3 separate regions of the Homo sapiens genome follow, and regions 1 and 2 are each linked to region 3. Evidence: chromatin contacts called from ENCODE Hi-C data. All regions are on one chromosome and are shown on one strand. Each heading gives the region's core, a stretch centred on a gene start or an enhancer-like site at or near the end of the contact. The rest is flanking DNA. Distances are from core to core; before and after follow the strand shown. Region 1 holds the start of ZNF575 (zinc finger protein 575). Region 2 holds the start of LYPD3 (LY6/PLAUR domain containing 3). Region 3 holds the start of YIF1B (Yip1 interacting factor homolog B, membrane trafficking protein).

Evidence for each region. Hi-C counts contacts between places; a loop is a spot of excess contacts on that map. Pooled maps may share reads with other maps.
Region 1: a loop to region 3 is called in a pooled map, with 14 times the contacts of the local background. The contact joins the promoter of ZNF575 here to the promoter of YIF1B in region 3. A Hi-C loop is called at or near these places in 4 of 50 pooled maps.
Region 2: a loop to region 3 is called in a pooled map, with 17 times the contacts of the local background. The contact joins the promoter of LYPD3 here to the promoter of YIF1B in region 3. A Hi-C loop is called at or near these places in 4 of 50 pooled maps.

Annotation. Positions count from the first base shown.
Region 1 is chr19:43,531,825-43,534,748 of GRCh38, forward strand. ZNF575 (zinc finger protein 575) reads left to right here and starts at 1,364. Exons shown (of 4, transcript NM_174945.3): 1 at 1,364-1,697; 2 at 1,971-2,078; 3 at 2,513-2,677. The coding sequence starts at 2,599. RefSeq lists a silencer at 1,470-1,779.
Region 2 is chr19:43,464,215-43,466,914 of GRCh38, forward strand. It overlaps LYPD3 (LY6/PLAUR domain containing 3), which reads right to left and starts at 1,394. Exons shown (of 5, transcript NM_014400.3): 1 at 1,279-1,394; 2 at 111-242. The coding sequence starts at 1,357. RefSeq lists an enhancer at 1-146.
Region 3 is chr19:38,314,324-38,317,313 of GRCh38, forward strand. It overlaps YIF1B (Yip1 interacting factor homolog B, membrane trafficking protein), which reads right to left and starts at 1,624. Exons shown (of 8, transcript NM_001039672.3): 1 at 1,537-1,624. The coding sequence starts at 1,594. RefSeq lists a silencer at 1,459-1,948.

The sequences.
Region 1 (2,924 bases), core at 114-2,613, 5.2 Mb after region 3:
GCGCAGGCTGGAATGCAGTAACACAATCATAGCTCATTGCAGACATGAACTCCTGGGTGAGTCCCCACTCCCTACCCCCGTGAAATAGCTGGGACTACAGGCTGCCATTAAGCCAGACTTTTTTTTTTTTTTTTTTTTTTTTTTTAAGATGGGGAGGTGTCTCACTATGTTGCCTAGGCTGGGATTTTTGTTTGTTTGGGTTTTTGGTTTTTTTGTTTTTTTGAGACGGAGTCTCACTCTGTTGCCCAGGCTGGAGTGCAGTGGCTTGATCTTGGCTCACTGCAACCTCTGCCTCCCAGGTTCAAGCCATCCTCCCACCTCAGCCTCCGGAGTAGCTGAGATTACAAGCGTGTGCCACCATGCCTGACTAATTTTTGTATTTTTAGTAGAGACGGGTTTTCACCATGTTGGCCAGGCTGGTCTCGAACTCCTGACGTCAGGTGATCCGTCCACCTCCGCCTCCCAAAGTGCTGGGATTACAGGCGTGAGCCACCGTGCCTAGCCCCCGTCTAGTTTGGAAATCCTGGGCTCAAGTGATTCGCCCGCCTCTGCCTCCCAGAGTGCTGGGATTACAGGCATGAGACAGGGAGCCCGGCCTAGGCACTTTCTAGTCTAAACACTTTCCATTGATTATCATATTTAATCCTAAAAACGCTCCATTTTATAGATGAGGAAACAGGCCTAGAAAGAGAGCTAGAAAGGGTCACACGGCTAGAAAGTGGCACAGCCGTATTCCAAACCAGTTACCCAGGCAATCTGGCTCCAGAGTCCAAATAACCCCGCCAAACTCCCAGGGATCGCCAGACCTTGCGGGTTATCGGACTGAGACCCACCCATGCAGAGGACTTTTATGGGCATTTCCTGGTCCTTTCTGCACCAGGCAGGAAGGTGCACCGCCACTGCTCGGGAAGAATGCTAAGCTGCATGCCACCCCAGGCCTGGCACCAAGAGCATGGGCCAGGGCACCTCGGGACCACCCAGGCTTCCGAGGGGGAAGGTAGATGGGTGCGTGGCTGAGAATCTTGAATCACCCAATAGCGAGGTGTGCCAAGGCGCTGTGCAAATAACGTGCCTTTTATTGGGCACTGGCTCTCTTTGAGCCCGGAGTCCCGCCCCCGCCCTCTCTCGAAGAACTGGCCAGACTTTTTGCAAACGCCTTGAAGGGTAGAATTAGCAGCGAGCTCTTGAAACTGCCTCTGGAGATGGAACTCAGCGGAATTCTCGAAAAGAAGAGGGACATTAAAAAGACGGGTGCATGCACTGATTTCCAAGCGCAGTTTGTCCATGTTAGTCTTGTACATGCTTGACTCCAGTCAGCCACCGTAGGCCCCGCCACCGGCGGTGCACTTTCTGTCGATACGGTAGCTTCGCGCTTGCTCACGAACTTGCCTGCCTGGCTGGCGCACCCAGCCCCTCCTTCCATTCCTTCTTCCCCCTCTCTGCAGCCTCTGCCAGCCCGCACTGCGCATGCTTTCTGACGCCCCCTTTGGTCCAGCGTGGGAGGAGGGGATGGAAATGAGGTTGGGCTAAGCAGCTTGCGCGCGCTCCCTTGCCTGCCCTCCCCCGACGCCGGACGCGCGCCGGGCGGGGCAGCTCCGCTGGTCCGAGGGCAGTGCAGCAGCGGCGACAGCGGCTGCGGCCGTGGCCGTGGCGGGAGGAGCCGGAAGCCCCGCCCCCGGGGAGGGGCCGTCCTGCAGGTGAGGGCGCAGGGGTTCGGGCGCGGATATTGGCTTGCAGGCTGAATGCCAGAATCACCCCGAGGGAGATCGGTTGTGGTCCGGACGCCTAGATTCTGGAGATGCTGGAGGGACTGTGCATTGGTGCCAGAGCCTCGGGAGGGTGCATCGGTGCCTGAATGTCTGATTCCGAGGGGTGCATTGAATCCTTTACGCTTGGGACTCTGAGGGAAAAGTCCATTAGGGGTCTCTGGACCGCGACGCATGCCAGGTTCCTTCCGTATCTTCCTCCAGGTCCCCCCTCTATCCTCCACGGCCCCATCCAAGCCAGGGATGAAATTTAACGGCAAGAAGGGCGCAGTTGACGCGGCGTCAATGAACTGAGACTAAGTCAAAAGCCGGGTAAAGCTAGGTCTTCGACGTGAAGCCCCGCCCACTGTGCCCATAGGCCCCTCCCCTGGGACGGTGATGAAAGACCTGCCCACTCCGCTCGAAGGCCCCCGCCCCCTGGGTCTAGTTTCAGAACAAGACTTTTTTTGTACAGCCCCGCCCATTCCAGGACTGCAGGGTCTGGTGGGGAAGGTCCCGCCCACTCTGCGCATAGGCCCCGCCGGCTCCGCGCTTAAGACGGCCGCTGAGTTAGTTGTGGAGACTCCGCCCACTCTGCTGAAAGACTCCAACCCTGGGTTTAGATAGCGAAGGGACTGCCTCTGGCTTGAATTTGCATAGCCCCGCTCACTGTGCTCTTAGGCTCCGCCTCCCCGCTAAGCCTGCCCCCGCCTTAGCATCCCATACTTGCAGACCTTGCTCCTAAACAGTGTGATCCCTCATTTTAGGCCCTCCAACCCTATCCCCATCAGCCTGGTCATCACCGGCGTCACCCCCGCCCCGCGCCCTGCCCCTAGGTTCCTGTGCCAGCAAGATGCTGGAGCGAGGCGCGGAGTCCGCGGCCGGGGCTACCGATCCTAGTCCCACTGGCAAGGAACCAGTGACCAAAGAAGGTGAGAGTGCCCCGCCTGTGAGTAGGGAGCATTCTCCAGGAACGGGGGCCAAAATAATCACATTCTGGGGGAATCTCAGGGTGAAAATTTGAGGGCCCTAGGGTGATGACTATTTGGGATCCCCAAAACTGCCACATTCTGGGAAATCCTCCCATTTGGCTCAGAGAGAGCCTCAGTGACCATTTGCTAAGGCTCAGGAAATGAGCCTTACAGAAGGGACGGGTCAGGGATGACATGCGGGATGTCA
Region 2 (2,700 bases), core at 144-2,643, 5.1 Mb after region 3:
GGTGGGGCCGCGTTAAAGGGGCGTGGCCAGATCCAGAAAGGACTATAAGGAGGCGGGGCTGGGCCGGAGGAGCCTGCAGTGGTGTGCGTGGCCCGGGGGTCCCCACTCACTGGTCTCCACCGCCCCCACGGCCTCGGTGCAGACGTCCACGCCCGGCGCGCACTTCACTGTCTTCATCTTGTTCGGGGAGCATCCGTCATCTGCTTTCTGCACGCAGCTGTAGCACTCCAGGGCCTGCGCTCCTGGGGGAGCGGAGCCGAATAGACCTGAGCCCTCCTTGCTAAAGCGTCCACCCCCAAGGAGAAATAGTCCTTCCCATGCCCTCTGTCCCGGGATTAGACAGTCTTATTGCACACACTTTTCCAGGGCAGGAGTAGGGAAAAGCTTTCCACAAATCTGGAAGCACGGGAATCACTGGACCCTTTTCCTTCACACCCACTATGCCAACTGTGGGCACATCCTTCCGACAGCCCTGTATGCCCACTGTAGGCGATCCCCGCCATGAAGCCCCTCATCCCGGGGTAGGAAGGATACCTCCTCACGGTTTTCTGCTCAGAATGAGAGAACTTTTCCCACAGTGTGTGGGAGAACTTTTCCCACAGTAGACTGTGCTCAGTGAGGGATCCCTTCCCACAGCCCCCTTCTGCTCAAATGAGAGAACACTACCCACAGCTTCTCTGCCCAGGACAGGGAACACTTTTTTCTTTTTTTCTTTTTTTCTTTTTTTTTTTTTTGAGACGGAGTCTCGCTCTGTCGCCAGGCTGGAGTGCAGTGGCGCAATCTCGGCTCACTGCAACCTCCCCTCCTGGATTCAAACGATTCTCCTGCCTCAGCCTCCCGAGTAGCTGGGACTACAGGCTCGCGCTACCGCGCCCAGCTAATTTTTGTATTTTTAGTAGAGACAGGGTTTCACCATGTTGGCCAGGCTGGTCTCGATCGTTTGACCTCATGATCCGCCTGCCTCGGCCTCCCAAAGTGCTGAGATTACAGGCATGAACCACCGCGCCCGGCCTAGGAACAGGGGACTTCTTTCTGCAGCTTCAGGATAGGAAAATTTTGCCCACAGCTCCCCTTGTCCGTGGTGGGGAACCCTTCCTACGGCCCATGGTGGAGGACCCTTCCCTCTGCCTCCCTTGCTTAGGATGGGGGAACTTTGCCCACAGTGCCCTCTGCTTATGTGGGGATCCTTCCCACAGCCTTCTCTGTACGGGGCCAGAGGAGCCTCCTCCCTAAGAGCCCCCACTCTACCCCCTCCACCTCTCCGGGCAGCAGACCCACCTCCGCGAAGCAGCAGCAGCAGCAGCCAGCCTGCAGTCCAGATCATGGCCTGGGCACCTGCTTTCCTGGCGGGGTCCATGGCTCCGTCCTGCTCCCTTGGCGTCCCCCCTGGATGTGCCGCCTCCGAGCTCGGGCCCTCTTACCTGAGCCCAGGATGAGTAACCTCGCCCCAGGCAACCCCAGCCTTGCCCAACCGGGCCAACTCAGCGTCGGCTGTGGGGCGGGGCCCCGCCCCTAGGCGCGTCATCCAAGGGAGAGCGGTCCCTGCCCTGTGAAGTTGCCAAGGAGGGAAAGGGTGGGAGCTGAGGTTCCCTGACAGCTCGCGGGAGAAAGTCTGTGTGTGTTTGGAGTGGGAGAGTAGTGGGGCTTAAAGACAGGCTGGGGCTACTCGACATTCAGTGTTCGGTAACTGTTAAATGAGCATCTACAGTGTGCCCGGCTTTGGTCTAGGTAATGCTGGAGATGAAGACAGAACCAGTGCCTGTCCTGGCAGAGCTCACAGTCTGATGGGGGAGACAGATGCTAATCAAATAATCGTACAAATTGGTGTTTACCAAAGAGACTAAGACACTGAAGGAAAAAGTGTAGTGATACAAGGAGATGTGCAGTCTAGAAGTGGGGGCTGGTCGGTGAGGGCTTCCTTGAGGTTATCTGAGATGCAACCTCAAGGGCATGCAGGATGTAGCCAGCTAGAGCAGGTCAAGAGAGGGACACAGCCCTTTACAAGCAGAGGGAACAGCACGTGGGAGCACCTGGAGGTAGGAGGTAGGATGGACCATTCAAACATGGAAAGGAGAGCAGTGCTCCTGAGCTCAGAAGTCCATGAGAGAAGGGCAGGAACTGAGATGAAAGAGTCAGGCAGAGGCCGAGACACTCAGGGCATCAGAGGCCCCGACAAGAGATTTGGATTAATTTTGAGAATAGTAGAGAACCTTTAAGAGGGTCTAAATGAGCTGGAGGACATAATAGATTTGCTTCCTAATATGATCAACCTGAGAAATAGTGCAGCTAGCCATCAAGAAGTAAATGGAGGCCGGGCGCGGTGGCTCATGCCTGTAATCCCAGCAATTTGGGAGGCCGAGCTGGGTGGATCACTTGAGATCAGGAGTTTGAGACCAGCCTGGGCAACATGGCGAAACCTCATCTCTATTAAAAAAAAATAATAAATTTAAAAAAATTAGCCAGGTGCAGTGGCGTGCACCTGCTGTCCCAGCTACTCGGAAGGGTAGGGCAGGAGAATCACTTGAGCCCAGGAGGTGGAGGTTGCAGTGAGCTGAGATCACGCCACTGCACTCCAGCCTGGGCAACAGAGTGAGACCCTGTCTCAAAAAAAAAAATTTAAAAATTTAAAAATTAAAAAAAAGTAAATGGATCTGAGAGTAGGATATATGATTTTAAAAAAGGAAAAAGAAAAAGAAGTGA
Region 3 (2,990 bases), core at 374-2,873:
AGCTGGGACTACAGGCGCACACCACCACGCCCAGCTAAATTTTCTATTTTTAGTAGAGATGGGGTCTCACCATGTTGGCCAGGCTGGTCTCGAACTCCTGACCTCGTGATCCTCCCACCTCGGCCTCCCAAAATCCTGGGATTATAGGTGTGAACCACTGCGCCCAACCTAATTTTTTTGCATTTTTAGTAGAGATGGGGTTTCATCATGTTGGCCAGGCTGGTTGGCTGGGCACCGTGACTCATGCCTGTGATCCCAGCACTTTGGGAGGCCAAGGCAGGTGGATCACCCTCTTTTTTTTTTTTTTTTTTTTTTTTTGAGGCGAAGTCTTGCTCTGTCGCCCAGGCTGGTGCAATCTCGCCTCAGTGCAACCTCTGCCTCCTGGGTTCAAGTGATTCTCAAGCCTCAGACTCCCAAGTAGCCGGGATTACAGGTGCTCGCCACCACACCCGGCTAATTTTGTGTACTTTTATTAGAGATAGGATTTTGCTGTTACCCAAGCTGGTCTCCAACTCCTGGCCCCAAGTGATTCGCCCACCTCGACCTCCCAAAGTGCTGAGATTATAGGTGTAGGCCAGCACGCCCAGCCTGCCCTCTCACTACAAATCTCCTTCTCCTGGGTAACTTTTCATGATCAGAATTATCCTCTTCCATGCCGGGTGCGGTGGCTCACGCCTGTAATCCCAGCACTTTGGGAGGCCTAGGCGGGCGGATCACCTGAGGTCGGGAGTTTGAGACCAGCTTGACCAACATGGAGAAACCCCGTCTATACCACCCCGGGCGTGGTGGCCTGCGCCTGTAATCCCAGCTACTTGGGAGGCTGAGGCAGGAGAATCGCTTGAACCCGGGAGGCGGAGGTTGCGGTGACCTGAGATCGCGCCATTGCACTCCAGCCTTGGCAACAAGAACAAAACTAGGTCTCAAAAAAAAAAAAAAAAGAAAAAGAAGTATCCTCTTCCAGGAAGCTTCACTGACACCCCTAGGCTGGGTCATGTGCCTCCTCAGGGCTCCCACAACATCTCCATCCCAACACAGGGCCTGACACATGGGAGTTGAGACAAGTTAGGTTGAATGAATAAATGAAACACACAGCACACTCACGGAGATGAAGAGACAGGAAAAGGGGGCCAACAGCACAATACAGGTTCGCTTCTTAAATGAGCGGTAGGCATGGCCCTCTGCGCTCCCGGGGGGCCACGAAGCTGTCCTAAGGGTGTGGGCGACAGCAGGCGGGTACTGGGGAGCCACGGAAGGGTGGGGAGCAGGGAAGGGCGGATCGCTAACTGCAAATGAATGAAAGTTGCATTTCTCTGCATATCGCACGCTATCCAGTCCCAAGTTGTTTTCTTCTAAAGGAATTTCCTAAAGAATCGCCCCCCAAGGGGCCTCCTACCCGAACCTGGCATCCCAGCGCTGTGCACACCTCAGGGTTCCAGATCCTTGATCTCGTGACCTCTGACCTGCAGTGACCTCGCCAACCGACGCGGCCGCCCCGCCACGCCCCCGCCCGCCCGATCTCCTCCGCCGGCCACGTACGCCACTTACGCAGCCGGGGCGTCCCCGCAGCCGCCGCCGCCAAGCCTGCCGGGTGCATCCTTCGCCGCCGCCACCTAAGCCGCGGTTCGGAGCGTGCCCGCCCGGCTCCCGTACCCACGCCCCGCCGGCGAAGAGACAGCCAATGGACGTCAGGATTGAGGGAAGGCCTCGCCCCCACCCCCCCGACCCCTCCAGCCCCCCCCTTCACGGAGGCCTGGACGACTGGGCGGTGCCTTACGTAAGAGGCGGAGACTGGGCTACTGGGCTCATGCAGTAAAGCGAGTCAAGGCCTGAGTGGCAGGAGGGCGAGGCCGGGACCAATCCCAGGAGGAGGCGGTGTCTGCCACGACAGAAAATGAGTGTCTGCCCCTTGCCGGGGCTCACGCCCCTAACTCCAGCACTTTGGGAGGCCGAGGCGGGAGGATTGCTTCAGCCCAGGGATTCGAGACTAGCCTGAGCAACATAGTGACCCTCGCCCCGCCCCATCCCTACAATTTTTTTTTTTTTTAATTTAGCCAGGCTCAGTGGCTTAACGCCTGTAATCTCAGCACTTTGGAAGGCTGAGGATCGCTTGAGCCCAGGAGTTCGAGACCAGCCTGGGCAACAGCGAGATCTCCATCGCTACAAAACATTTTTTAAAATGTAAATATCGAGCGAAAAGGTCGATGGGAAATGCAGTTCTCTGCAGACAGCCGTTCAGTTTGGGTCATTGAGAGCACTGGAGAGCCAGAAAAGGCTGTGGAGCAAGGAAAAGAGAAACATTTGTGTTCCTGAGGGGCTAATTGGAGTTGTAGGGGCTTATACAATTTTTGACATCCCTTAGGTATTAAAGTAAATATTTATTTATTTTGAGACAGGGTCTTCCTCTGTTTTCCAGGCTGCCTCGGACCCCCTGAGCTCAAGTGATCCTCCTGCCTCAGCCTCCCCAGTAACTGGCACCACAGGCATGCACCACCATGCCCAGCTAATTTTTAAATTTTTTGTCAAAACAGGATCTTGCTATGTTGCCCAGGCTGGTCTCGAATTCCTGGGCTCAAGCCATCCTCCTGCTTCAGCCTCCTAAAGCATTAGGATTACAGACATGAGCCACAGTGCCCGGCCTTAAAGTGAATATTTAGAGTGAGAAAAGGAAACCCAACAAGTTAGGTGAGAAGAACCAGGTGTCTCTCTTGGAATAGATCTTAAGGCAGTTTCCCAGAAATTCATAAAAATGTTCTCACATTGCAACCTGGTTCCCTCTGTCCACCAAAAGCATTCTACAACCCCCAGCAACTCACAGCACACAGGCGCACCTGCAAGTGAAGAGCCCTGCCCACCTAGCGTCCTTAGTCTCTCCTCTCTCTGACTCTCAGTCTCCCCCCTTCTCTCCCTCTCAGACTCCCCGACTTATCTCAGGAAAACATAGTGGTGGAAGTTACTTCTGCGCAGCGATAGCGCATCCGGAAGGATGTCAG